7 separate regions of the Mus musculus genome follow, and regions 1, 3, 4, 5, 6 and 7 are each linked to region 2. A link is a loop called in an ENCODE intact Hi-C map of the cell type or tissue named here. Cell type or tissue: heart. All regions are shown on one strand.

Region 1 (4,000 bases), 1.5 Mb after region 2:
CTAACTAAGACAGTTGGTAAAACTCAAGCTCAAATAGTGACACGGAACAGGAAAGCTGAGACCAAGTCTTGAAACACTAATGCAATTAATCAGTTGCTTTCTTCTCATAGTAGATCTTATGCCCAGAGGAGGCAGGGGTTGACAGTGAGGAGAAACAACAGTAAAACCTTATCTTAAGAGAGTTCAAAGCAATTCATTGATTTCATATTAATATACATATTTACTAGTGTCTCATCTATAGCATATACCAAGGGTTGATTATATTAACTCTGGGAACAAAAAAGGGGTGATCCCTTTACCATTCATAAAGTTTCATGGCCAATACAACTATAGCAAAAGGCAGGTTACAACATAAAAAAATCATAGCAAATTTATTTGATCATAGTTTGAAATGACACAGAAGCCTGCAGGCTGAAGAAGACTCAAGAAGTCTGTGTGTACTGTGCAATCTTATGTTTAGGTTTGATGAAGCATTGGCAGCCACACAGAAAGATTATGGGCCAGAAAGAGACTGGCCGAACAGTAATGGACTAAGAGAGGAATCCAAAGGGTCTGTCTATTCATTCTTCTTGGTTGCTCTGTGCAGCGCTCCCTCCAGATATGGCACAAGACCCTTCCCTGGAAAAGAGACCTTGTGATCTACAGAGAATGAGAGAGGACTTCAGGTGGCCAACTCTTATGGCAAAAGGGAGGAGATTGGGAGTGATTTTCGTTTTTACATCTGGCTTTGGGGAAAAGGTGTGGTTTCAATGACCTGCCTTGGCAAAGATGAATTCTAGTCTCTATGATCTGCCTAGAAAAGAATGAGAGATACAAGAAAAGAAGAAGGGAGATAGGAGAAATTTGGGTTCTGGAATCTGTAGTTTGTAGTCATTTTCTGAGCCCTGATATAGCAAATATTAGTAAGTTTATAATAAATAGTATCACCTCCCCCTAGTCCACAGAAAATACCCTTCTCAAACTCCAGATCTTACAGCGCCACACATGTAAGGGCACAACAAGGTCACACATCTGCCCCAGAGGAGGCTCTAAGGTCACAGTGCATCCTAAACAGAATTGTGCTATGACACTAACAGAAACAAGCATCTGTCATTTTCTACACCCAGATCTCACCCCGTCCCAAGGAGACTGGTAGAAGTGTCAAGGAATAAGGTGTTCCCAGCAGACTTTCCTATTCCTGGAGCCGTTTCTGAACCTGAGGGCTCCATGTATTTCCAGCTCAAAAACCATCAGTGTGGCACCTAGTCTTATTTATCATTAGCAGTACTGATAGTTATTGGCTAGTATCTGTGAGGTAATACTTTACACACATGGTGCCTCATAAGACCTGTAAGGAATCTATTTTACAAATGATAAAATCACGACTCAGAGTTTAAAGTATTTGTCAATATAACAGATATTAAGTAGGAAAAAAATCAGTATTCATAGCTACTCTTTTAGTTTCAAACCAACATATATCACCATTCCACAAACTTTATGGCTTATTTTTAGAATAGTTAAAAAAAAAAAAAAAACTCTTGATTTGACCTGCATTTTATAAGCTGGTGTTTTCATCATGGAAAATGTCTTGAACTAGGATAACATCCTCTGAAATTCAACTTTTGTGCTGACTTCTTACCCAATGTGGTCTCACCAGTAGCACTAGTACTGACCTGAGCTGCCAGACCAGAGGTTCTCAACCTGTGGGTTGTGGCTCCCACAGATATTTCATATCAGATATTTATATCACAGCTCATAAAAGTAGCAAAATTACGGCTACACAGTAGCAATGAAATAATTTTATGGTTAGAGGAATCAATACAACACGAGGAAATGCATTAAAGGGTCACAGAGTTAGGAAGCTTGAAAACCACTGGTCTGGACACATCAGCAAAGCCGTGGCTCAAATGCTCTGGAACAGTGTGTCTACAAATGTGCATATGTTCTCTCTGTCCTCAGGCTTAAAAATATCCAGCATTTCTGTTCGATGGTAAATCAGTCTCTCTGACTCAGCACACAAACATGTGGTTGGAAACACATTCATATTCTAGTAAGAACAGGATTCCTATGCTGAGTCCTTTTGCAACACAGTTTTCATCAGACATGACCAGTGGGGTCTGTCTGTCTGTCTGTCTGTCTGCCTCAAGACATGAGTGATACTGGGAGATGAAAGTATAAACATAGAATCTTGTCAGGTTACCTTTTGGTGCAAATGTACTCCACACTTTTCAGATTCTTCCCCCTTACCGATCTTTAAAAGCAAGTCGGGTTAGAGGGTGTCTGTCAAGTTTGCCATTGTACTCCATTTCTCATTTGTTTGGTTTGGGATGCTTCTTTGCTTGTTTAAGATCTATTTTATTTTAATCATGTGTATAGAGGAGGGGTGTGTGCACGTCAATGCAAGTGCCTGTGGAAACCAAAAGAGGGCATCAGAGCCCTCTGCAGCTGAAGACACAGGCAGTGTGGGTACTGAGGTCCTCTGCAAGAGTAGTGTGCACGTCTAACCACTGCGTCATCTCTCTGGCCCCTCGTACTCCCGCAGGTACAAAAATAATGTATATTTCTAAAAGTATTTTGTATCCTTTTTAATATACATTACAAATATTTTAGAACAATGACATTTTGTTTTGTTTCATGTATTTACAAAACAAAAATATATTACAATAAATATGAATGAGATGGTGGATCTGGCCAACAACAAACTGTCACAACCTGGTATTTAAAAGGAACACAGAACCTATTGGTCTGCACGTGTTAAGAGTTTTGAGATAGACAGGCGTCCAGGATCATAATGCATCAGGGAAAGAGCGGTGGGAAACTCCCAGATTTAAGGAAGGGTTCTTCCTCATTGCTAATCGCATAACATTTAATGGTATTTAAACCGTGAACGTTAATGACCTATGCAAACATGACACAAAGCTAATATAGTTCTATCATCTCAAAATGTATGTGACAGCCACATAATATCCTCTTAATTATTGTCATTATATACTGTAGTTCACACAATATCTACAAATATGGAATGAGGCAAAAACAAAACAAACAAAAAAACAAAACAAAACAGGTCACAGCAACATGTCTCACATTCCAATCTTAAATAGGACAAGCACATACTGGGTCAGACATCATTGTATAATACGTTAATAAATAACACCTAGATTGTTATGTTTACTTTGAAGAGTTTACAACTGTATATTTTAAAGAGAACATATTTTTGAGAATTTCACATTATCAGTTAAAGGTAAAATAAATAATAAACTTTTATAATTTAAAAAAAGAGAAGAGGTCTATATAGAATCAAAATTATTTCTGACATGCTGCTTTTTCAACTTAGTTGTCACAAGAATATTAAAACAGAAACAAACAAACAAAATGATTGTCTTGGAAACACAACTTCTGAAAGCTTTTCACAATATTGAATGTGAACCTTTTAAGATCAGCATGATAATCTTTTTGACCACCTGCTTTGTGAATGTGTGTGTGCACGTTAGACATATTCATATGCAGGTATGGATAGATAAATAGATGCCGCACATGTGCTCACCCAGAGACCTAGCGAAGTCCCAGCAGTAGGAGCTGCTTCCCCTGCAAAGTGGGAAGCTCTGAGCACTGGAGTGAACTGCCACCAGCTGATGTCAGTCTGGGAAAGTTTCATTCTTGCATAGTTTTCACATGCATCCAACAGCAAACCCAGCGGAGATAATCCCGGGGTGGGAGGGGCCAGATCCACTGGGTGGGTGGGACTCTGACTCCTCAACTGGCAAGCTATCCAATTGGATCTGAAGGCACACCACAGCTCTATCCCCAACCAAACCCTTCTAAATAGCACTCAGTGTTATCTTCTCTGTTTTTCCCCTGGCTTGCAGTCACCAGAATGCCAGGTCTATACAAAGTGTGAATGGGCCAAGCTGCTTTGCAAACTGTCACCCATGAAGAATGTTTTCTTGGCTAAGCAAAAGAAAGAGCACTGAGCCTCATGGCAACAATTAGAAGGGGATTTCAAATAGGTTTGGAATTATGG
Region 2 (4,000 bases):
ATGAAAAGTCTATACGGAGGTAAAACATTGTTAACCAATCATCTCGCCACCATTTTTTTTCCAGGATTACTGTTAAAAAAAAAAAACCCTCAATTATTAAAAAACTGAGACAAGGAAAATTATAAATTTACTTTTCTCTTCACCTATTTTAGGATATTTTTGTTGACATGTAAAATTCCTTTACTCCTCTAAGTTTATGAGACCCTTGGGTTGTATCCTACACAGTCAAAGCAAAGGGCAACCTATAGGCAATTTAAGAATATAAAATATATACCAGGTCATTAAACAATGCAATGAAAATGAAAGTCAAGTTCCTAAGATTGACCCATCCACCTGTTCCTGCAAGCCCCAAGTCTTCCCTCTCCACATGATGGGATACCTAAGAAGAGCAGCTTACACTAGAGAACAAGATAGTGGCCAAGGTGGGCACACTTCTCCCATTCTCACATGAATGCAGCCACTTTTCATTTCTATAACAAAACACTGCATGCTGGCACTCAGTTTTTTTGGTGACGTTTCTTTAGGTTTCCGTGTTTTCGTATCAATAACGTGCCACGGAGTGTGACTGTCCAACCACATAGACCTGAGGCCACAGCACAGCAGTGTAGCAAATACTACATATATCCTGTAGATTTTCAGCAAACGGGAGCCCAGGGAAGGTTAGCTGATAAGATGCCTGAAAAGCCATCTATACACTCTACTTCCTCTTGTAGCACAGGAGCCCAGGGAAGAAAGGCTGGTGGATCACACCCAGGCATATCTATGTCAAGTAAAAGTAATGCGACCACTACTCATGTCTTGCAATTCTTTGACTATGAATAGGAAAAAAACCACCTGAAAACACAACTAATGCGTTTTAGCGCTAAGTAATATCAAGTCTTCTCAATACTGGCAGCAAACAGTCCAGCTTCCAGGAAAGCTCCTCTTCTTTTAGTAGCAAATAAATAAATAACATTTAAAATTTCAGAACATCAACCTAAAGGTCACTGTATAACAGAAGAACAAGTTAACACTCCAGGAAGCTTGACTGGTACAGGAAAGGCACATCTTATGTTTCTGTAGCCCAAGGCTTACAGATATTATGTATAAACAAAAGTAGTCACTCTCTACTTCTCTGCTTCATTTAGCAAATGAAGGAGTTGAAAACTGAGAGCTAAGTGGTAAATAAAATCAAATACTTCCTCAATCTATTTTTGGGTGCTCTCGACAGAAAAACATGAAGATGTTTAGCAATCTTACTGCTTTATTAATCAAGTGTTTACAAGATTTGCCTCAAGAGAGATCCCATTAAGTCCAAATATAACAATATGAACTCAGGGGGAACAAACAGTAACGAAATTCACCGACTAAAAATTAAACAAACCACAGGACCGATGGCTTAAAACCAGACAAAATATTAAAATTTCCTACAGCACATTCTAAGATCTAATTACACCTAAAGCAACTTGCTTGCCTACCCATCTGAGAACACTAACCAAAGGAACTTGTTTACTAGGAAATGAAGCTAAGGCTGGGGGGGAGGGGGGGATGTGGCTCGTAGTAGAGCGCTTGCTTATCTGCCTTGACAAGAACCTTGGGTTCTATCCTACAGCAGAGGGACAAGAGAAACAAGAAAAGTTTTCTCTAAGAAGAGCAAAATAAAAGGTAAATAATTACAGGCACCTTTGATTTGTAAGTTTTTAGCCTAGTTGGTTCAGGAGCTATAGCGTGGAAAAGAAACTTGGAGGTTCGGCCAGGGGGAAGAGTCCCAAGCTGGATAGGGCCTACTGGGTTAATTTCTCCTGCTCACCTCTCCACTATCAGGAAAACTACTAAACTAACCCAAGGTGTGTCAGCCTGCTCGCCCCCTGCCTAGACGGCAGGTCAGCAGTCGCGGGCTGGCGGGGGTGACGCGGGCTGGCGGGGGTGACGCGGGCTGGCGGGAGCAGCGACTTCTGGGCTCGCGAGGGAAGAAAGTTCGCGGGAGCAGGCAGAGAGGAGTCCGCGGGCCGCGCCGGCCGGCGAAGTTGCGCCCTGGGCGGCTTCCGGACGGGCGCCCTCGCCCGCTCCTCCCGCAGCGGCCGCCTCCCAACTGCCTCAAGTCCGACGGCGCCTCCGCGCCCAACTTAGTTTCGGGAAGCCCAGCCGAGCGGCCGGGCCGGACAACAGGTGGGCAGCGGCGCCGCAGGCCCGGCCCCGGCAGGCCCGCGCCTCCCGCCCGCAGCCCTCCACCGAGGCCCCGCCGGGGAGGGGCGCTCGTTCTTACCTCCGCCATGTTGGCCGCGCCACCGGGTCACATCGCCGCGGCGGGTCGCGGCCAGAACCCGGATGTGCGCCTGGGCCGCGGGGCTCCCGCTGCCTTCTCCGCCGCCGCTTCGGCGGGAACGCGCAGGAGCCGCCCGAGCGCGCCACCACACCCCGCTCCGCCCCCTCGCGGCGCCCCGCTCGGCGGGACGGGAGGGGAGAGGCCAGCGGGCGCGCGCGGAGCAGGGAGCGCGCGATCCCGCGGCCGCCGTCCCGGGGGAGCGCGCGAGGGGCGGGCCCGGGCGAGCCCGGGGCAGTCCGCGCGCGAGGTCCGGAGAGGTCCCCTCAGGGTACTCACTTTGCAGGAGAAAAAAACCTCCTATTCTACCGGTCGGTCACTTCTGAAGTGCTTTTGCTGGGAAAGAGATGTTGCCTGGGCGCGACAGCAACACGAAACGCTCTGACAAATACTTCCCCTGGTGATTCCTAGCAAGAAAACTCCAACTCCCCCAAATTGGCCCAGCGCAAAGATGAAGAGTAGAGAACATTACATTTTCCTCACTTTTTGTGATGCCAGGAGCAACACAGCTCTGCCACGGATGAATTTTTGCACAAATATACAAAAGTTTCAAATGTAAAGTAATGCTCTTCTATGGATATGCCTACTTGACTGCACGGAGACAGAACGTACATATTTGCAATGCCTAAAATACTTGCAAGTAGAAAGTTTGTTTTAATGCACTGCTAACTGGCCTTGAGGTCCATACTGATAATGGCCAGGGCCAATGATTTATCTGGTTCCCTAAAGTAGATAATTTAGGCAGATATTAAAATGGGCAGTAAGTTTAAAAGCTTTTTTTTTGTTGTTGTTAAAGGCCAGCGTTTTTTCCGACATGATTAAGTTTTTCAAAAATGACTACCAAAAATCAATCAGTTAAATGATACTCATTACCTCTGAGGAATATACCATGGTTAAAAAAATCATTGCACAAATGTGTACATACAACTTTCTTAAACATCATACTTATAATGCACTTGGGAGAATGCTGATTTCTGAAATGATTTCTATTTCCTTAAAATTCTAGATTCCATCAAGCCTTTTCCCATTTCTTAACACTGGACATGAACTTGAAAGTCTTAAGCCCAATAACAATTTGTGCATGAATAAACTGCATGTATAGGTATACGAAGTAGCTGCTAAGTGAAAGGACATTACCTTGTAATTTGACAGGAAAAGAATCCAGAGACAGTCTGTAAACCAATTAAACATAAACATCTGATGCACATTTTCTACTGAAAGAAAAGCAAGGGAAAGAAGAGAAAGGAAAACTTTTAAGGTTCCCAAATCTACAAACAATTCTTACCATTTACTGCACTTGTTATAGTATTTTCACTTTATTTTAAAGATTATATAAGCTTCCTCCCCCCACAAATTCTTGGAGGGAAATAAATATTTTAGCACTGATACAGTTATATTAAGTTAAGGGACTACCTTGGACTTTTTAAAATGTCAGCTCTTATCCAAATAGTTCTCACTGGATGAAAAAACAAAAAAACAAACAAACAAAAAAAACCCTGAAGACAAAAACTAATGGATGTATGTGGGCACAGGTTAAAAATAATAAAGGGTTCAGGGGGCAGTTTGCACTAAAATATGCAAGGTAAATATATGTGGATTATTGCTGGCCACTGAAGGGAAAACTGGAGTATTGCTGAATTTTAGTATTATAGTTCAAGTTGCTTTAGTCTATTGAGTCTTTGATTCTTCAGTTAAAAC
Region 3 (4,000 bases), 1.8 Mb after region 2:
CTCTACCAACTGTACTGCCTTCCTGAGTGCAGTTGGAATAAATACATGGATGGAGTAAAAGGGCTGGGGTAGCAAGGCATTGCTCCTCACCCCAAGAAGATCTCCGACTTTCTAACTTTTAAAAAAAGTGAAATAAATAAGAAAATACCAGCCAAGCCCAATGGATCTTGTCTCTAGTCCCATGAAGTGGGACGAGAGAGCGAGGAGAGTTCAAAGTCATCTTTGGGTACAAATTTGAACTCAGTGGTCTCAATTAGGTATGGCTCCGGCAGCATATCCAAGTTCAGTTCTCATGTCTGGCTGCCAGACTCCAGCTCCAGAGGCTCTGATACCTCTGACCTCCAAGGGCACTTGCACTCTCACACACATGTGTACACTCTCACAAAATTTGAAAAAAAAATCTTTAAAAGGGTGAGTATAATCAAAATAGGTTGTATGAATGAAAATGTCACGAGACCCATCATTCATAATTAATATGTAATAATAAAACAATTTTTAAAATAGAAAATATCAAAGTAAATTGTACGTACTCATTATAAGACACAGTTTGTCAGACTTTGGTTTCAGTTGTGATGAGGTATTCCCTGGATCAAAAATGAAACAATAAAAGCCACTTATGAAATGACCATGGCTGGGGAACACACTGTTCACAGATAGCAGGCTGGGGGTGTGGCTCAGAAGTAGAGGAGTCTCTATTATGCTGAAAAGTTCTGGGCTTGAGTCCCCAGCATAAAGCCTTGGGGGCAAGGAGGGAGGGAGAGGGAGAGGGAGAGGGAGAGGGAGAGGGAGAGGGAGAGGGAGAGGGAGAGGGAGAGGGAGAGGGAGAGGGAGAGGGAGAGGGAGAGGGAGAGGGAGAGGGAGAGGGAGAGGGAGAGAAATCAGAGCATGCTTGGAAACTTCCATCTCCATTGTCCCTTGGCATTTGAAGAAGCAAGGCGAATGCCAGGCCCTGTAGGGAGGGACTATCCCTATCAATGCCAGGAAGAACTTGAAATTTGCCTGTAAATTAAATTGCCACGCTAGTGCCATACATTTTCCAAACCACCTTCCCAGACTAGATTCCATTTGAGCTTCTTGCGCATTGCAGCATGAAAACCTCTGTGGCAGGTTTCAGTGGCGCCTTGTCCAAGTTTTAATGACAAGAAAACAATAAAACCAGGATATCTTTTTTTTTTTTTAATTATTATGCTCTTTGCCTCATCTACTGTGAGAACGAAGACCTTTCTCAGCACTCAGACTGCCGACATTCCAGAAAATTCAACATCACTCTGAAGGGGCGCGAAGGGCCCCTGGGGAACTCTGCGGAGGGACTTCAATCACGTAGAGCCAAGTCTCCTTGGAAAGACAAAGAAAAGGCTCTGGATTGACAAATAGTGGGGTAACAGAAAGGAACTGGCCACTGTCAGAACCATCTGCAGTTACATTCAGAACAAGATCAAGGATGTTACACTGGGCTTCTGTTAAGATGAGGTCTGTGGCACCGGGCTGTGGTGGCGCACGCCTTTAATCCCAGCACCTGGGAGGCAGAGACAGGTGGATTTCAGAGTTCGAGGCCAGCCCGGTCTACAAAGTGAGTTCCAGGACAGCCAGGGCTATAAAGAGAAACCCTGTCTTGAAAAACCAAAAAAGAAAAAAGATGAGGTCTGTGTATGCTCCCTTCCCCATCAACAGTGTTGTTCAGGAAAATGGGTCTTTAGTTGAAATTTGAATTTCTTGGGTGGAAAATCCATCCGCAGGGTTCAGATGAGGCCAGGTGCTGCTTGCTCTGTCTCCCAAGCCCAGAAGGATGAGTTAATCCTTGAAGGAAATGATGTTGAACTTGTTTCAAATTCAGTCGCTCTGATTCAGCAAGCCACAACAGTTAAAAACAAGGATCTCAGAAAGTTTTTGGACGACATCTATGTGTCTGGGAAGGGAACAGTGCAGCAGGTTGGCAGGTAAGACCTAAGGTACCCAGCTCAGAAACAAGATCCTGGTTACCAGTGCAATGGGGGCTCTTTGGGGACAATAAAAGACTTACATATTGAAGAAAATTATTGCTATTATTATTATTTGTAATTTTGTGTATCAGTGTTTTGTTGGCATGTGTGTCTGAGCTTGATGCTCATGCAGTGCCTATGGAGGCCAAAAGAGGGAGTCAGACCTCCTAGGCCTGGAGTTAATGATAGCTGTCATGATCTCTATAGCCCCAGGGTTGCCTTTTTGGAGTATCTTCATAGTAGGTTTGGGGAGAATCGGGGTTCAGAGGACAAGAACTGAAGAGACCAGAACACATCTTCAATAGCCCAGCCTTGGGTGCTGAAAGTAACTTACATAGTTCATGATGCTGCCCAGCTGAAATGGTGTTCTAGTGCTGTAATAAACATCAGACCCAAAAGCAACTTGGTAGATAAAAGGGTATCTTTTATCTTATATTCTGTCGCAAGGGGAACCTAAGGCAGGAACTGAAGTAGAGACCATGGAGGAGTGCTTTGTTCTGGCTTGTTCCTCAGGAACGGCTTGCTTTGCTTTCTTGTACAGGCCAGGGCCACTTCCCCAGGATGACACCGCTCACAGAGGTCTTGGCCCTCCCACATCAACTATTAATATAGAAACTGGCCCACAGGTTTGCCTATCTGATGGGGGAGTCTTCTCAATTGAGGTCCCCTTTTCTCAGCTGATCAGTGTTTGTGTCAAGTTGAAGACAACAAAAACAAACAAACAAACAAAGCAAAACCAAACACAGCGCCAACAAAAACCCAGCACAATCCCTACATAAGCAAGATATAGGTTTGTATGATTTAAGATATAGAGATTAGGGGGCCGGTGAGATGGCTCAGCGGTTAAGAGCACTGACTGCTCTTCCAAAGGTCCTGAGTTCAAATCCCAGCAACCACATGGTGGCTCACAACCATCCATAACAAAAATCTGATGCCCTCTTCTGGAGTGTCTGAAGACAGCTACAGTGTACACACATATAATAAATAAATAAATAAATAAATAAATAAATAAATAAATAAATAAAAGGTTGAGACTGTTATAAACTATGGGAACTTCTGGAGTTGGACTGAATACATTTAAAAAAAAAAGATATAGAGATTAAACTACCTTCTCGAGGGTAATTTCTGTCTTAAGGAATAAAAGCCGTAGGGAGAAGAAAACCCAAAAATATAGATACATAAAGTTTTTCTTGCTTGAAACCTGTGCCAGTCACACACTTCAATTTAGACTCACTCACTTCCTCAGCTAGGGTCTCATGTAACCCTGTAAACTGGTCTCAAGCTCATTTTGTAAGGGAGACTAACCTTCAACTCCTGAGTCTCTTGCTCCAGTGCCCCACCCCCACCCCCAAATACTGGAATTACAGATGTGGGCTACCACCAGCCAATCACATACTTCTTGAGGAAGTTGAACCAATATGTGTATTATTAACTTGCTAGATTTCCCAATAGACAAAGCCTAGTGTCTTATCCATTACTGAATTCCTCCTGGTGGATAATGAATAAACACTTGTTTAATAAAGTACAACTGGAGTGTGAGTTCTTCCAGAGCAAAGTCCTTATCTTCATCGTTCGTGTTTCTTAGCACCTGACTCAGGGCTGGGAACAAGTTCCTTAGAAAATGATTCTTGATTAAAGTGTTTTAATTAATTAACAACTAAAAGGGCTTCCTATTAACTACGTTTCTCCAAGAGCTCGTCAACGACACAACTGGGATGCTTCTCACAGGGTGAAAGGAACCTGCTGAGAAACTGCTTTTTTTTTTTTTAAACCACAGAAGCACGCCAATTCGATTGAGTTTCTTCATTGGTGTGAGAAGGCAACTTTTCACTCTTCAGAGAGGGAAGCTCTTTGCATGTGTTCTGACTGGGCTTTGCTACAGTGTGGATGGTGATAGTTCTAGATCTTAATTATATCTTAGGTCGATACCACAAAGCAGCAGCAGTGGTCTGCTGCTCCTTTTGTCCGGCCCACCTGTCTGTCTGGTCGTTTATACATCTTTTCAAGGTTACAATTGAAGG
Region 4 (4,000 bases), 190 kb before region 2:
TAAAAAGCAAAGACAAGACAAAAATGCCTGCCCAATCAGTAAAGCTAGTAAAGACAAACACACGAATAGATACAGATATAAGTCTTATAAAAAGCCTACGTGAAATTCAGGGGGCAGAACGGTGTTTATGAGGAATCCAGTATTTCCTCTTTCTGGGCAATTTAAGTGTTTACAGGGTATGTTACTTTGTGAATCCTAAGCCAAGCAAGCTCTTCTGTAATTTCCACTGGTTATCTGTGAGCTTTTCAATAAACTTCCTAATGTTGCTTCCAGCTTCCCAGTTCCAAAGGCACCTTCTCCAAGCCTCCTTCATCCACTGCTAAATGACAGAACATCTAGTGTATAGATATCCCCCCTCAGAAAATAAACTCTCTTCCAAATGTCATGCACCCTATTCGAACTGCTGGGATCTATCTGCTCATGAGAAAAGTGCTCATTTCAGAGCAGGTGCAAACATATTTAACGTAGTCTACCCATAGAAGGTAAAAACAAAAGCTCCAAACACTAGGTACATAATTAAAATCATTAGCATTTCTAACACTGGCAATCAAGTGCCATCCAGAATAGAAACCGTAGTTGTTAATCCGTAATCACTGATTAATCCTTCAAAAAAAAAATGTTTTTAATGGGGAAAGAAATCTGTTTATACATTTTCAAAGAGCCAGTCACTACACTACACAGCACCTAAGAAGAACTGGGACTGACGTGTGCTCTTCAAAGAACTGTGGCAGGCCAACAAACATAGCTGGCAGACTTGTAGGATTAGGAAATTAATGATGTGAGAAAATTACACAATTTGGATTGCTAGCCTCTAAGAACATTTCAAACCCTTAGTTCTTCAAGTGCCATCTCAGAATGAGCAAGTAGTGCGCACTCACTCGCACTCACTGCTGATGGCTAGGAGACAGTTTTAACAACTCTTACTGAAAACTACAATTTCTTCTCTAGTTTCTATGGAAACAGCTGTCAGATTGGCAAAAATAGGACATGCACTTTAAAATAATCATTCCAGCTAAGTACACATGATGGACAGCTTCTTAAAAAAAAAAAAAAAAAAAAAAAGTAAGTTATCAGGGTTGGCTCTTAAGCTTCCAAATGTCACACCGCACCCCTGCATCTTGGCTCGGGATGATGCCTATGAAGTTAAATCCTTTTAAGAGGGCTCCAAGACCTTGAGAGACGCTAGGAGGCGATGAACTCCTAAATTCCAAATGTGGGGTTTTCATCTGCTGGGACTAACATTTCTGGCGGAGGTTTGCCCCAGCACAGTTGCTCCCCGTCACACCGCGAGTGCTAAGTATTATAACAAGTGATCCTTGAATACAAGTTTTTGAGGAAACCAATGAGCTCCCTGGAACTGCTCCGACTGCGCTAATGCTGCGAGCTGGGGCAGGAGAGCATGTGTCGCTCTGCACAAGGACGAGCGGCGAGGCGGAGGGGAGACCCGCACAGGCCAGACCGGCAACGCCTGGAGGAAGCGCCGCTTAGGAGGAAGCCACCACCCGAGGCGGGAGGCAAACTTCCAGAAAGCTCCACCCACCGAGCCGTTCGCCTCGTCCGGCACGGCCTAGGCCCACCGCGGTCCCCGAATCCCCCGGGCCCCGCTCCCCTCTCCGCCCTCCCCGCCCCGCTCTGGAAGAACGCCGAGCCGTCACCGTGAGCGCGCACTGAAGCCACAGCCCGAGCGGAATCCAACAGCCGGCTCCGCGCAGGCGCACACCTTTCCCAAGCCCCGCCCCCTCACTTCCTGCCCTGGGGACCTCTCCGGCGCTTTTTGCTCCGCCCTTGTGAGAGCCAAGTCCGTTTCCCCAGTCCCAGTCCTGGCCGGCTGCGGCTGTACGGACTGTGGCGCCGTCTCGCCCCCGTGTGGTGGGAGGAGGATAGCCCAGATTTAAGCTACCTGCCAGGAACTCTACACCTCCTTGGTACTTGGCATGGCTGTGTTGGATCCATGCAAAACCGTGCCTGCTGTAGTTTCTACACCAGTTCTGCCAAAAGGAAAGCGATTCCAGGGGCTGCTGGAGAACTATGATGCCTTGACTTGAAGCTGCACTGATCATTCTGATCGTAGGTATAACATTAACTCCAGCATCCCGATTACTTACTAACAATCATCCCTCAGTCCTAGATAAAGGTGCATAAAAATAAGACTAAATATGAAAGACTGTTTCACCATGATCGCTCTAGGACACCAGACTTATAAGTGGTCAGCAGTATTCATGACAACAGCTCCTGGAGTGTCCTAAGACCAGATTTCATTGTGGGAATGTTTTACAAAGGAGTGTGAATACTGGCAGGCATGATTCTGTGGGAGCTGCAGCTACCCACCAGAGCCAAAAAAAAAAAAGATGCTTTGTGATTATATGAATTATTCTGGTTTTCTAATAGGCTACCTAAGACACACATTAAAGATAAAAATACTATTTATGTATTCAACTATTTATGTATTCAACAAATATTTATCTAATGTGTGACAGACACTTCATGGTGGTGATCAATATCATATGGTTACTGCAAGGAAGACATCATGAAGCAGGGATTGACAAAGGTGGACAGAGAGCATGACTACACTGAAGGTTTAGGCGTATTCAATCCATCACATCCGCTAGATGGGCTGTGGAAATATTTATAAGCAGTCATAGAGTGAACATGGTTCTACAACCCAATGGGAGCTGGGAACATAACTAGCAGAGTCACCAGTAAGGAAGAGATGAGTCAGACCTTGGGTACCATTGAGGAAAGGGGTAGATGGGTTAAGAGAAAATAGAAGTTGGGAGACAGAACCCTAGAGAACTTAAACATTTTAAAACTCAAACGAGGGCATGGTGGTTTATCTCTTCAGTTCTACCATTTAAGAGGCTGAAACCAGAAGATGACTTTGAATTCAAAACCAGGTTGGCAGATTCCATGGTCAATCCCAGGTCAGCATGGTCTACAGAGTAAGACTCTGTCTTAAAACCTAAAAAAACAAAAACAACAAAAAACAACAACAACAACACAACAAAAGTAAGAAGAGAATTAGATAGATAGAGAAAGCCAAAAGGAAGGGAAGGGGGTTGGGGTGAGTATTCAGTATGCTATAATTAATGGTAACTTACCAATACTTAACTTCATTTAAAGATAGTGATATTTTTCTGGGTATAGTGACACACCCTTCTAGTCCCAGCTCGTGGAAGACTGGGGCAGGAGAAGATCAATGATAACTGGCTGAGACATTTTATGAGCCATTTACATAGTGCCTGCCAGCCCCCTCATTTATATGTTAGACATGTAGACATGTTTTGTTTCTTACATGTAGTTCTTGGTCATGGATGAAAATGAGGTTCCAGTCTCTGACATTGGTCACTTCCTTTTTTTCAATATTTATTTCCTTACATAAGTGTTTTGTACGTGTGTAAGTCTGCACACCGGAAGAAGGCATCAACGATGAATTGCTATGTGGTTGCTTGGAATTGAACTCGGGACTTCTGGAAGAGCAGCTGTGCTCTTAACCACTGAGCCATCTATCAAGCCCTGACATTGGTCACTTTCATATGCTTATCTTTCTTAAAGGACTTCAGCTCTGTATTTTTGTTGGTGGTTTTGGTTTTTTATAATATAAGATTTCTGTTATTTGAGAATTTCATATATGCCTATAATGTATTTCTATTATATTCCAGGATGACCCCATATTCCCTTCACAATTTCGTGCCCTCTTTTTTTTTTTCAGTAACCCACTGAGTTTAATTAATGTGGCCCATACACACATGTGGGGTGGGAAACCCAATGAGTGATTGACCTACCAGAGAACACCCTCTACCACCACCTCCCCAGTGGGGAGGGGAACCCCCTCCTCCAGCAGCCGTCAATAGCTCCCATGCAGAGTCAGTGGTCTTCATCTGAGCCCCTTCCACTCCATGCTGGACCATTGACTGGCTTGGTCTTCTGCAAGTCTTACACAGGCTCCCACAGCTGCTGTAAATACAATGGTCCTGTCATATTTAGATGACACTGTTTCTCC
Region 5 (4,000 bases), 610 kb after region 2:
TAACAGGAAAAATCTGCCCGACTTATTTCAGCTGATAATAAGAACAAAACACGGGATGTGTGTCTCCTCTGTCCTCTTCTGCCTGTGGTTTACCGTTGAGAAGATTCCGAAACCAGTAATTACGTAATAATTAGTACCACCACAGTCTCTTTCCAGAGAAAACCGAGGATTGTTGTAGTTTGCCACAAAGACCGACAAAAACAAATTGCCTTAAGGGGCATCCTTACATCTTAGCTCCATTGTTTCAAAGGCACTTAAGAAAGCTCCCGATGCCAAGCTGTAGTCAATGTGCCAATAATCATAAAACATCTTTCAGTGTTTTTGCTAATGAGTTAGTTTATAGAACCCTAAGTGCCATACACCCTCCTGGTATATGCTCATATTTATTACAAGAAACAGGAAATGTATTCTAAATATTCAAATTGGTATCAGAAACATGTTGGTAGAATTGCAAACAAAGCCACCACGTGGGCAGGCCAATAAGATGAAACAACAGGCGGTTCAAAACAGCTCCTTTGATCTCCTCAGCGTCTAGCACAGCTACACACTAAGACGCTACTCTGTTTCTTTTTATACCTAACGGAAGTGGCCCATCAGCATGCCGAGGTTTTGAAGTCTGTGGGCAGAACACTGTTTCCTTCTTTCTAGCTCATATCACAGGACTCCACCTTGCCTCATGTCTTTCTTTCACTTTTTTCCTACATCTTTTTCCTTCTAAAAGTTTTAAAAGCATATTCTGTAAGTGCTTCAGAAGCCGATGAGGAAATGGAATGCACTGCCTTTGTTCCCTTCGTTCAGAGGTTAGTAATTTATGACACTTCTGAGATCCTTATGGCCGTCATACTAACAGAACACAACATCTGAGGAGGAAGTACCCGGACTAGCACTGTTAGATATCAGAGGGCCATGCCGAGTGTATCTTCGTCCCCTGCTATAAGAATGGGACAGGGTCAAGGGAGAGGAATTCATGGACCTCATCAAAGTCACCTAAGTGGTTGTATGTGACAAATACATGTTGGACATATCTCTCTGGTGTTCCTCCAAGGTGGCCCTCCTTCTCAATGGACTTCGATACACAGGAAGAGCAGATGCTCGTAACTGAAAGATGAGAGGAATGAAGCTGGATGACATCCAAGAGAAACTCTTTGTGAGCTAGAAAGAACCTTTGGTTTCACACCTGGCTAGGATGCGGAGCAACTTGTAGCTAGAGCTGATGCTAAGAGGAAACCCTTTAATGTGCCTTGGGGACCTTGGGCTAATGTGGACACCCTGTGGGGGAATGTTTGAGGTTAGCACTCCAGGAGTTCACTGGGGGTTCAGCAAGCTAAGGTCAAGTTGCACTCTTGACATACATACAGCTGCCTCCTCTTCTGGATGCGGCAGGACCACACATTTAATTGTGAAGCCCTAGGCACACAGTGGGCACTTTGTTTCTAAGTATTTTTAGTTGGGCTTCACTTGGGGTGATGGGACACTGTTGAAAAAAGGTCACCAAGTGACTTGCTTCTGAGGGTTACAGTGTGCATATAAACGCTGTTATTCTAATAACAGTCTCGAATAATTGCTTCAGAATGTAGAGATGGATCTCTGGAGGAGGCCTACCTTGCAGGCTGACTCTGGAGACTGGAGCCTGACTAGCCGCTGGTGACCTCCTGTGGAGAAGCAGAAAAAGAGGCTGAGTATGCATTGAAAAGCACCCCCACCCTACCACAATCCCTGATGCCCCAGGAGATTTTCAGGGCTTAATGAGTTATCCAGTGACATAAGGCTATCACCGGAAGGCCGGCTCCTGTAATATGGGTAGACGATTGCAATTCTCTCATATCCAGATGGCCTGGAATTTCCCTCTGCACAGCATCAGGATGCAACAACTCCCCAGGAAGGAAGTTGTTTACCTCAGGTCCACTGCCAACCCCTCCACTTCAGGTTTTCTGATAGAGCCTCTCAGAAAAAAAAAAACAAAAAACAACAAACAAACAAACAAACAAAAAACCCACCACCACCACCACCAACAACAACAACAGCATCAAAACTGTTACTTAGGTCTCAATTCAGAAGTCAACATGAATCCCAGTTCTTGGAGGACAGAAGGCCACAGCCAGAGGAACACTTAGAGATGTGTCAGTTCAGGACCTACATTATCTGCACCTCAGGAAACCGAGATGTTTGAGAGGACAAATCATTTGATAAATACCACACCCAGCAACTAGCCCACAGCGATCCTGGTTTCTTCACTGGAGGCACTGGCTCTTCATGGAGAAATGAGGTGTTATTTTTCACCATCTCCTTACACCAAGAGGCAAACGAAACAAACCAACCAACCCGTATTCCACTAAGAGTGCAACGCCCCTTATTTGCATGTGTTTGTGCACATGTGTGCAGATGTGCTTGACCGTGTAGGTATGGGTGAAAGCAGGGGTCTCTCACTGAAGCTGGCAATTGTCTTTTCGGCTAGGTTCACTGGCCAGCAAGTCTCTGGAATCTGTCTCTGCCCCTCGGGGCTAAAGCTAGGAGAATGTGTTATCTCGTAGGCTTTTCATACTAGCTTTTCTCTCTTGTTTCCTGTCAGTCCCTAGTCCTTTGCTGGTCTCATCTTCCTTCTGGTGCTTGGCAGAATTTCTCCATCAGACTCTCGCAGATTCCCAGTGCATTGCTGGAGGCCCTCCCTGTGCAAGTATACAACAGTGACCTCTAACTTCAGAGTGCATCAGAGTCATCTACCAGACATATTAGAAGATTTTGCTCCAGCCTGCCTCTGGTCTTCTGATTTAGTAGACAAGAAGCAGCCCTGTCTCTGGGGTTTCAAAGCAGTGACCTGCAGTTACCCTTGCCTATGGGATCCCATGCAGTGACCCTCAGGGGAGAGAGAGATCTGTATTTCTAGCAAGCTCTCAGATGCTACCAACACTGGTGGTCTCAGATGCCCCTTCAGAAGCCCTGACAGTAGTCTGTGCCACTTTCCCACACAGGATGTTGTTGATGGTCAAGAAAGAGATGCAGGCCAGTAGTTATGAGTATAAGTGTCCTGACATGAGTGACGATATCCTAAAGACAGACACTTGTACCCATCCCTTTGACTATTAGACTGATGAGACAATGGACCCCAAGACATTAGGATTTTCCCCAGTGGAAAGAGAAAAAAAGATCCATGCAGTGCTGAGGACTCGTCAGACCTGGAGCTGAGATGGATAGATCAGTCATAGGCAGGACCATAGATAGCTTGAGCAGAACTCTTTAGTTATGGGCCCCTCTTGCCTTCTATTCAACCTAACATTCTGGTCCAGAGCCTGAAGATGGTCTTGTGTATGTGTGGGGGAGGAGGGTGCCACTGAGTTGCTTCCCAGTGCTGCTCTATTGAATAAATCTCCGTTTTCTGTTGTCTCTTTAATTGTTGTGTCGAGAATGTATAGCATGCTACTCAGCCAGGGCCCAGACTTTGAGTCTAACAAGCTCTGGTATCATAAGCAAGCATCAGCCTCACTCTGGGAGATATTTCATAAATACCTTTCCCACCTCTGAAGAGTTCGTTTTCATATGTCTGGTGCAGGGCCTAAGGATCTGCACTTTAAAGTCCTCTTTGGATCCCCATGCATAGGCAGGTCTGAGGGAGAGGCCAAATTCTAAATGATGGAGAAAAGCATGCAAGGCCATTGCTGAGGAAGGCTCTGCTTGCTGGGTGGCCACAATTGTGACTTCTCTCCAGATATTTCTTTCCCTGGGATAAGAGAACCTGTATGTAGTGCTTTTTGTGTAGCTGCAGGTCCATGGACAGGTTTCCATAGCTACCACCAGTGGCCCTACTGGGTGATGCTGAGCAATATTTTCTTTGGCATCTGATTCTCATGTGCGATGGAGTAGGGGAATCCTCATGCCAAGATTGCTGTTCTCTGTTGGACACCGTGCTTGACATTTCTCAGTTCCCTCCCGAGGGAGTGTTATCATTTAACTTTAGGGAGCAGGAGACTGGAGAAACCCGCTACAGCACACATGGTGGTTTCCA
Region 6 (4,000 bases), 1.8 Mb after region 2:
AACACCAGATCTTCCCGCAGTAACCTCCCAGTGCTGGGATCATGGCCAGCTACAATTAATATTTTTTTCCTATTTGTAATGAGTAACTTTGTAAGAAACTACTTGGTTGACTGGTTGTTTTTATTGTTATTTTGGGTAAGTCTTCCAAAGATTCTTTTTAACCTTTATTTTTATTTTTATGTGAATAGGGTGTTTTGCCTGCATGCTTATCAGTGTACCGTGCTAGAAAAGGGCATCAGATCCCCTGGGATTACAGACCGTTATGAGCTGCCTTGTCAGTGCTGGGAATTGAACCCAGGTCCTCTGGAAGAGCAGCAAGTGCTCCTAACTACTTAGCCATCTTCCCAATCATTCATATATATATATATATATATATATATATATATATATATATATATATATATATATGAGAATGAATGATGGGCTCTTGCTCTGTAGCATAGGCTGGCCTCAAACTTAATGCGTAGCCCAAACAGGCTTCAAACAAAGCAGTTCTTTTTCTTAGCCTCCCAAGGGCAGGGATTACCAGTGTGTGCCAGTGCACACAGCCTCAACTGGGGTGTTTTTGATTACTGTAAAAGCATATTCTATAGAGGTAAACACGGAGTGGAAATTACTTGTGAGTAAACTATAAAGTCAAAATTCTGGGTATAAAATGCAATCCAGAGCAGAGTCAGAAAGTAAAGTAACTTGAGTAGCCAGGCTAACTACATTCACACTGAGCTACATGGATTAAAAGGGAAGGCTTTTAAAAGAGAGCATATGGAACAATCAGATTTCTGTCTCTTGGACATTTTTGGACGAAAATCATGAGCTTGAGGAACAAAGCCTGTTTTTTATTGTTTTTACTCAATTAAATTTGTGTGTGTGTGTGTGTGTGTGTGTGTGTGTGAGAGCGAGCCATGGCACTTGTGTGGAAGTTGTGGAAGTCTGTCCTCTCTTGCATCATGTAGGTCTCCGGGGATGGAACTCCAGGCATCAGCCTTTGAAAGAAGCAGTTTTACTCACGGAGCCATCTCTCCAGCCCCCTGCCTGTGGGACTTTGTACATGTCTTCTCTGGAAGGATGCTGGTTTGATCTCATCTACATGGGCCTGCTGCTGTGCAGCCTGAACATTTTCGAGGCCAGTGCCCGAAGTGGATGGGACAGTGATGTGCGCGTCTTGGTGCTGGCTGTGTTTGAATGTCAGGGCTGGCTTTGAACAGAACGTGTTGCCTTGACTTTTAACCGGTCTTTCTCCTCAAGGAAGAGGGAAAACAAAAAACAACAAACCAATCTGCAACCTTTTCCAGGGTTTTCCACAAGTCTTTGGCACATTTAGTTTCTTAAAGTGTAATATAGCCGAGTTTGCAGCAAGGTGCACACTGCATGCACCACTGAGGCTCCTGGCCAGGCAAGTGCGGATGTGGAGACCCCTGCTGCCAGGACACTGCCATACTATTTAATATTGTCAGTCAGCTGGTTTATGGTTTTCAAGTTAAAGGAGTTGGGGATTTAAATTAGCCAGCAGCAGTCTTCAAACAGTTCTGGCTTATGGGCAACTTCCCATGCCTCCAGTTATGTAACACATAGGCAGTTTAATGGCTTCAGGTCATATGTTAATTTTTTAGCTTGCAGTTGGCAGGAGCACAGTGTACCTTCAGTCAGATCATTTGTATTCTGTGTCACTCAGGAGCAAGGTATATGGCACAGCACTGTCCCTGAAGGACTTGGATTTTAAGAAATTTTTCGGAGAAGTAATTACGAAGAAATTGGTTCTTTTTTTGTTGTTTTGTTTTTAAACTTTGGGTTTTTTTGTTTTGTTTTGTTTTGTCTTGTCTTGTTTTTTGTTTGTCTGTTTGCTTGTTTTTAAGACAGGGTCTCCCTATATTTAAGGTTGGCCTAGAATTCACCCTCTAGCTCAGGCTGACTTGGAACTCAACGCAGCCATAATGCTTCCACAGTGCTGGGATTGAATAGGCACGGCCCACTATGTCTGGCTGTTTTGTCTTTTGTTGGTGTTGGTGTTAGTTTGGTTTGGTTTTTCAAGACAGGGTTTCTCTGTAGCCGTGGCTGTCCTGGAACTCACTCTGTAGGCCAGGCTGGCCTCAAACTCAGAAATCTGCCTGCCTCTGCCTCTGGAACGCTGGAATTCAAGTGTGTTTCCATAGATGGAGAAGATTCTGTGGTCAGGAGAAACTAAGCATTAGTATTTTTATACTTTTTGGTTACTCAGATCTCCAAACTTTTTTCTTTTGTAACAATCAAACTAGCTTTGTTCACATGACCTGCGTATGATTTGGGTGAAAACGTGCAACCATTTCCAGGAATCAAGAGTTGTGGGCACCAGCTCGTTCTTTCTTTCAATCTTCACTGCCACCTTGTGCCTCAAATATGTATTACATCAGTTTGCTAAGCCCTACTTGCCAATGACGCCTTAACTTTTAGCTATCTTTGCACTTTGGAGAGGTTGTTTTTAATTTCTGTGAGGTAGATTATTTCATTTGGTTATCACTTTTCTAAAGATGAAGGTCAGTTTTGTAGTACATAGAGTTACTTGCTGAGCTACATTCATTGTGCTATTCTGGTTTTTGACTCCTGATCTAAAGAATTGATTCGCCTATCTGACTTATTTGAGGCAGAGTTAATGTCTGATCTGCATATAGTGAGTCTTTGAAATTGAGCAAATGACTAATTGAAAACACCATTATTTTTCAAATACTTGTCAAGCTCTGCTCATGCTGAAATTGTTTGAGATGTGACTGACATGGGAAAATGGAATGAATCATGGTTTTAAAACGTTGGTATTCTTATGTTGACATTCTGATCTTACAGACCTTTTTAAACACCTCCCAGGGTAGCCTAGAAGGCACAGAGATCCACCTGCCTCAGCTTCCCTAGTGGGACTAAAGGCATGCGCCACCATGCCCAGCCCTTTTTTGTACCTTTTATTAAAAACAGGACTCCTCTCTGAAGTAACTTTAGGGTATGTCTCAAAGGTACAGCTACTAATAATGAAAGTGATGTTGTGTTGCCTTTTTTAAAAGACACATTCCAGCATGGCAGTGGTGGTGCATGCCTTTAGTCCTAGCATTTAGAAGGCAGGGGCAGATAGATCTGTGAGTTTGAGGCCAGCCTGATCTATAGCAAGTTCCAGGACAGCCAGGCCACAGAGAGAAACCCTGTATCCATTATTATTATTATTTTAATTATTGCATTAATAATTTATTATCTATTATACCTACTATAATAGATAATGTGTGGTAATGGTTATATTGTATATTAATAACTACACCCTATGTTAGTGATTTTATTAATAAATATGTTAGTAATATATTGATTATTATTATGTAAAAGTCATCCCAAAGATTTCTAGCCTCACACGATTTTACCTGTAGAACTGGCATAAACCACAGTGAGAGCATGGCGTGGGTGAGCACCGCCCAGCGGGTCAGCAACGTGACTGTTCAGAGTCTAGAGCAGCAAGACTGATTTGGGGGGAATTACTTCTGAAAGTACAAACCATTAGTTTCTGTTTCATGGTCTGGGTTACTAGGAAACCAGATCTCCGTACAAAACACTCAGTAATGTTTGTGAGTGTTATCAACTGAATATCCTGGACAGTGATGAGATGAGCAGGGGAGAGAAGGAAGATCCAATGTCTACAGAAACTAATTTGGACCTGAGTTGCTTAGTTATAAGATCTTGGGCAAATCACAGAATGTCCCAGGGTTTCTGTGGGTTTTTTTTACACTTTTTTAAAAAAGATTTTTGTTTTTTAGTTTTTTGAGACAGGATGTTTATGTATTCCTGGCTGTCCTGTAGCTTGCTATGTAGACTAGGCTGGACCCAAGCTCACAGACTTCTTCCTGCCTCTGCCTCTTGAGTGCTGGGATTAAAGGTGTGCACCACCTCACTGGCTTTATTTTTATTTTATGGATTTGAGTGTTTTGTCTGCGTGTATGTCTGTGTGCTGTGCGTGTGTGCATGTGTGTGTGTGTGTGTGTGTGTGTGTGTGTGT
Region 7 (4,000 bases), 95 kb before region 2:
AGAAAAACATTGTTTCCTAGCCCCATAATTTTACATTTATTTCCATTTTGGGTAACTTGGATACATGGGAACAACCGTCAATGTGACTGAATCAGGAAGACAGGCCTTTAGCACAGAGCTCATGCTGCAGACACCAGCCTTCAGTTAGCACTTGCCCTCCTTTGTCCTTCTGTCTCTTCGGCTGTCCATAAGGCCCATGCTGTCCATGGACAGTGGTTTTCACCTCTCCAGGACCAGTGATCAAGGCACCATCTTAGAATCAGAGGGCTTAGGCCTTAACAGAGACACCCGATGGGGCGGTGCTTTTTGATTTTGCATTTCTTATTCTCCAAAACCATCCAGAATGTTTGTTCTCTATAAATGGTCCAGTCACGGGCAATATGTAATGGTAGCACGGACAGAGTAAGACATTCTCTAAAAGCAGTGCACGGGATGGGAAGGGCACAGAGGGAGAGGTCACTTTTTATAAGGCATGAAGGGGATCTCTGGAGACAGGCTCCCCAGAAAACAGGCACCGTTTTGCCCAATATAGAAGGAAAAGTAATAATTCAAGAAGAGATGAGGGAGGGGCATTGTGAAATGGAAGTGAAGAAAGAGAGATGTGAGCCTTGTTGTTGATTTAGCTACAACTCAGGAAAGGGGAAAAGCCAGGCATCTGGAGGTGCGGGCAAAGGAGGTTACCAACAGTCAAGGATGCCATGCTGGCTGCCAGGAATTCCAGTTCTGAGACACGGTACAGGGTGCATGTACCTTGAACACATTGTGTAACTGGCCTAAGCCAGTCACGGATGGGTAAATACTGTGCGATTGCTCATCTGTGTGATATACAGAATAGTCAGATTCACAGAGATTGACAGCACAACACAGGTTACTTGGTTTTGAGGAGGGGAGTAGAGAACAGGAAATGATTGCTTCGTTCCCACAAGAGTTTCCATCTGACACGGTGAATGTTTTGGGGAGGGTGCCTGGTGAGAGTTGCACATCCAAGGATTAAAACAATAAACTGATATTTTTACCACAGTTTAAAAAAAAAAAAAAAGACACTTAAGAAGATGGGAAGTTTGGGGGAATAATTCAAAACTTTCTAAAAGTAGGAATGTAACGTCCTTGCTTCAACAGGTATTCTTTGCTTGTGTGACTGCACTGTGTCAAGAAAACAGAACTGGCTTTACACAACAGAGGTCGTGAGATGAAGGTGCAGAGACCATCGAATCTGCCTAAGAGCACAGGGAATGTTTCAAACAGTCCTAAAACCGGAACAAAGCTTTAGGCTCCAAACACCTTGCACTTTTTACTATTCCAGGAGCGGCTTATTGCAACACTTTCCTCATCCTTGCCTTTTCTGGATATACCAGCTAAAACAAACAAGCAAAAAACAACAAAAAGAATTTCAGAAGCATGAGAGGTCTCACTTTGCAGAATGAAATCTTTGTTTACTGTTGAATCATGTTTGATACTTTGTGTGACCTTTGACCCCTCGGCAAGTGAGGCCAAAAAAAGAGCTTTCGGGATAACTGAGGATGCAACAGGGGCATCACTTCTCTGCCAGCCACACGTTAGAAAGGAGGGAGGTACTTCTAGGCCTGCAGCCCAGCTCCCGCAAAACCCCCATGCTCCCCGCAGGGGGACCCAGCGCGCCTTCGTGCGCAGGCGCAACTCTGTGCTCGCCAGCCCGGCTCAGTGGTCCCCCAGCAGTGTCCCGGCTGCTCCCGGAGCCCATGCCGGGTCCCCAGCCCCGCCGAGCCAGCCCCGGCCCTTCCCTGACCCCGCGAGGCACCATGCCAGGGCAAAGTCCCCGAGGGTGTGAACCCCAGTGTCCCAACCCCTGGGCGGGGACGGGCGGCGGCAGTGCGGGGAGCTGTGGGCAGCACAACCCGCGAAGCCCTGCCGCGAGCCGCCGGGTCCTTCCCGAGCCTCCGCCGCCACGCTAGGCCCGCAATCGCGGAGCCCCGGAGCTCAGGGCCCGCGCCCCGCACCGCCAGGCCCGCTCCCGCAGCCGGGGTCCCGCCACGCCAGGCCCGCGCTCCTCCGCGCCCCGCACCGCCAAGCCCGCTCGGCACCGCGCTCCGCACCGCCAGGCCCAGACCCCCGCCGCCGCGCCGCTCCGCCGCCCCGCTCGCTCGCAGGCCCGTTGCGGCAGCCACCGCCACCGCCGCCGGCGCCACCGCCGCCATGGCGGAAGTCCACAGACGTCAGCATGCTCCGGTTAAAGGAGAAGCCCCCGCGAAATCCTCCACACACAGAGATGAGGAGGAGCTGGGGATGGCGCCGGCCGAAACGCTAACGGTGTTCCTGAAGCTGCTGGCCGCCGGTTTCTACGGCGTGAGCTCCTTCCTCATCGTGGTGGTCAACAAGAGCGTGCTCACCAACTACAGGTGGCCGGGCTGGCGGGCGGCGGCTGCGGCGCGGCGGGCAGGGACGGGGGTTCGAGCCCACCCGGGGATACCCTCGGCCACGCTCCCCGCCGCACTGGCCAGGGCTGGGGGTGAAGGGGGAAGGCACAACGAGGCCGGTGCCCAGGGACTAGCGACCCGCGCGGCTGACAGCCCCGGGACCGGCGCGGCCGCACGCCCACGCGCCGTCGCCGCTGTCACTGAGACTCCGGGGCAGAAGTTTGTATGTGTGTGTCTTGTGTTTCCCCTCAAGAGTCATTTAAAAGATTTAAAACCGTTGACGAGGTCTCCGCGGCTTAACTTTCTGGAAAAATCCGTTGCAGGAAGCTGAAGGGAATTGTAAAAAAAAACAGGACAAGACCAGACAAGTGGTCGCCCTAGGCTACAAAATCTAAGATTTTTTTTTTAATTTTTTGTTTTTTATTGGAGGGGCAGGCATCGCTGTGGGTTGAATCAGAACGCATTTTAAGGCTGACAGTGTGGGAGTTGAATTCCCTGTGCTCTGAGGACGTTCTGGCCGTTTTTAACCCCCTTTTCTTTACCCCTTTTGTAGATTTCCATCCTCGCTATGTGTTGGACTTGGCCAGGTTAGTTGGAATCTCGGGCATCCCGTGGTCTGTGTTGTCAGAAGTTCTGTGTGTGTCTTTCTATGCAGAACAGTGCATCTGTGTGTGTTCTCTGTTTGCAGATGGTGGCCACGGTAGCGGTTCTCTGGGTGGGAAAGACACTCAGAGTAGTCAAGTTTCCTGACTTCGACAGAAATGTACCTCGAAAGGTAAACAAACGTGAGAAAGAAGGGATACTTTATTTTATAAAAAGGAGCCATTCTGTGGCTTAAGGGCGGAAAAAAAAATCAGCGTCTTGAATATTTAAAAATGCAGTCTAGCTCCCACCCTAGTCTCCGAGTGCATATAGCAAAGCTAGAGAAAACAGGCCACAGGGCACCCAAGACGACAACGTCTCTGGAAGATGAAGATAGAAAATCCTTCTCTTCATTAAGGAGTTTCTGGGAACAGATCTGCCCACTCTAGCCACGATCTTCTGCTTCCTTTATTCCCTATTTATTTATTTATTGGAGGTGGTGGTGTTGGGAGTGTTTTCTTTCATATTCTTTTCTATGATTCTGTGAGACTCCATGTGATGCCGAAATGTTTCTGTGTCTCAGACTCGTATAGTACCATATTTTCAAGCAACTGATGTTTCTGTCTCACATGGTTGATTATGTTCATATTTCCATCCCCTCTTCTTCCAAGGATAGTTAATGATGTTTGGAAGTTTAATGGGGGTCAGTCCTGTTTATGGGAGCTAATCTTATGTTTCAAGTGGAAAGAATTTGACTATATAAACAGAGCTGTTTCTCTTTGCTGTGAATGTCTTTATTATTGACATCCCTTGCCCTTTTCACTTTTCCAGACGTTTCCACTACCTCTACTATATTTTGGGAACCAAATCACGGGACTGTTCAGCACAAAGAAACTGAAGTATGGATAACTTTATTTTTCTAGTCTGGTTAAAATAATATGATTTTAAAGTTAAATACAAATGATGTTGTGTTAATGTATTATGTTTGAGTGTGGCAGGAATGGATGGGGGAGGGTGTGTGTGTG

The links. Hi-C counts contacts between places; a loop is a spot of excess contacts. Peaks named below come from ENCODE experiments on the same cell type or tissue, not always from the same donor. Only the 100,000 strongest peaks of a DNase experiment are listed, where the experiment ranks them.
Region 1: it touches region 2 in a loop (4-fold over the local background); 2 of 42 quality-filtered maps call a loop at or near these places.
Region 3: it touches region 2 in a loop (6-fold over the local background); 3 of 42 quality-filtered maps call a loop at or near these places.
Region 4: a loop joins it to region 2, with 3 times the contacts of the local background. A loop is called at or near these places in 6 of 42 quality-filtered maps.
Region 5: a loop joins it to region 2, with 2.6 times the contacts of the local background. A loop is called at or near these places in 8 of 42 quality-filtered maps.
Region 6: a loop joins it to region 2, with 8 times the contacts of the local background. A loop is called at or near these places in 3 of 42 quality-filtered maps.
Region 7: a loop joins it to region 2, with 2.7 times the contacts of the local background. A loop is called at or near these places in 11 of 42 quality-filtered maps.

What each region holds. Positions count from the first base shown.
Region 1 is chr4:101,641,349-101,645,348 of GRCm38, reverse strand. It overlaps Dnajc6 (DnaJ heat shock protein family (Hsp40) member C6), which reads right to left. Exons shown (of 19, transcript NM_001164583.1): 19 at 2,550-4,000. Among named protein-coding and RNA genes, the nearest start is that of Leprot, 4.4 kb to the left of the region's middle. In heart, a CTCF peak has its summit at 2,374 (motif pointing right); no DNase peak of the experiment used is centred here.
Region 2 is chr4:103,117,755-103,121,754 of GRCm38, reverse strand. Mier1 (MEIR1 treanscription regulator) reads right to left here and starts at 2,365. Exons shown (of 13, transcript NM_001039081.2): 1 at 2,246-2,365. The coding sequence starts at 2,254. In heart, a CTCF peak has its summit at 2,253; a DNase peak (open chromatin) is centred at 2,354; H3K4me3 peaks cover 2,776 bases; H3K27ac peaks cover 2,073 bases.
Region 3 is chr4:101,360,106-101,364,105 of GRCm38, reverse strand. All of the region lies in intron 1 of 0610043K17Rik (RIKEN cDNA 0610043K17 gene), which reads right to left. It also overlaps the pseudogene Gm12795. Among named protein-coding and RNA genes, the nearest start is that of E130102H24Rik, 5.9 kb to the right of the region's middle. In heart, a CTCF peak has its summit at 2,125 (motif pointing right); a DNase peak (open chromatin) is centred at 685.
Region 4 is chr4:103,311,539-103,315,538 of GRCm38, reverse strand. Oma1 (OMA1 zinc metallopeptidase) reads right to left here and starts at 1,693. Exons shown (of 9, transcript NM_025909.3): 1 at 1,656-1,693. 4930456L15Rik (RIKEN cDNA 4930456L15 gene) reads right to left here. Exons shown (of 4, transcript NR_045887.1): 4 at 3,707-3,954. Gm36523 (a long non-coding RNA gene) reads left to right here and starts at 1,817. Exons shown (of 6, transcript XR_867961.2): 1 at 1,817-2,067; 2 at 3,381-4,000. In heart, CTCF peaks have their summits at 1,180 and 1,870; a DNase peak (open chromatin) is centred at 1,738; H3K4me3 peaks cover 1,395 bases; H3K27ac peaks cover 896 bases.
Region 5 is chr4:102,503,645-102,507,644 of GRCm38, reverse strand. Pde4b (phosphodiesterase 4B, cAMP specific) reads right to left here. Exons shown (of 15, transcript NM_019840.2): 5 at 1,603-1,652. Among named protein-coding and RNA genes, the nearest start is that of Gm52668, 9.8 kb to the left of the region's middle. In heart, a CTCF peak has its summit at 1,659 (motif pointing left); a DNase peak (open chromatin) is centred at 1,754; H3K27ac peaks cover 474 bases.
Region 6 is chr4:101,347,961-101,351,960 of GRCm38, reverse strand. All of the region lies in intron 1 of E130102H24Rik (RIKEN cDNA E130102H24 gene), which reads left to right. Among named protein-coding and RNA genes, the nearest start is that of Mir101a, 2.9 kb to the right of the region's middle. In heart, a CTCF peak has its summit at 2,371 (motif pointing left); a DNase peak (open chromatin) is centred at 1,130.
Region 7 is chr4:103,213,039-103,217,038 of GRCm38, reverse strand. Slc35d1 (solute carrier family 35 (UDP-glucuronic acid/UDP-N-acetylgalactosamine dual transporter), member D1) reads left to right here and starts at 1,863. Exons shown (of 12, transcript NM_001356276.1): 1 at 1,863-2,375; 2 at 2,947-2,980; 3 at 3,082-3,168; 4 at 3,807-3,874. The coding sequence starts at 2,173. It overlaps Gm46864 (a long non-coding RNA gene), which reads right to left and starts at 2,096. Exons shown (of 3, transcript XR_001784379.1): 1 at 2,042-2,096. In heart, a CTCF peak has its summit at 1,604; DNase peaks (open chromatin) are centred at 1,758 and 2,198; H3K4me3 peaks cover 2,491 bases; H3K27ac peaks cover 2,166 bases.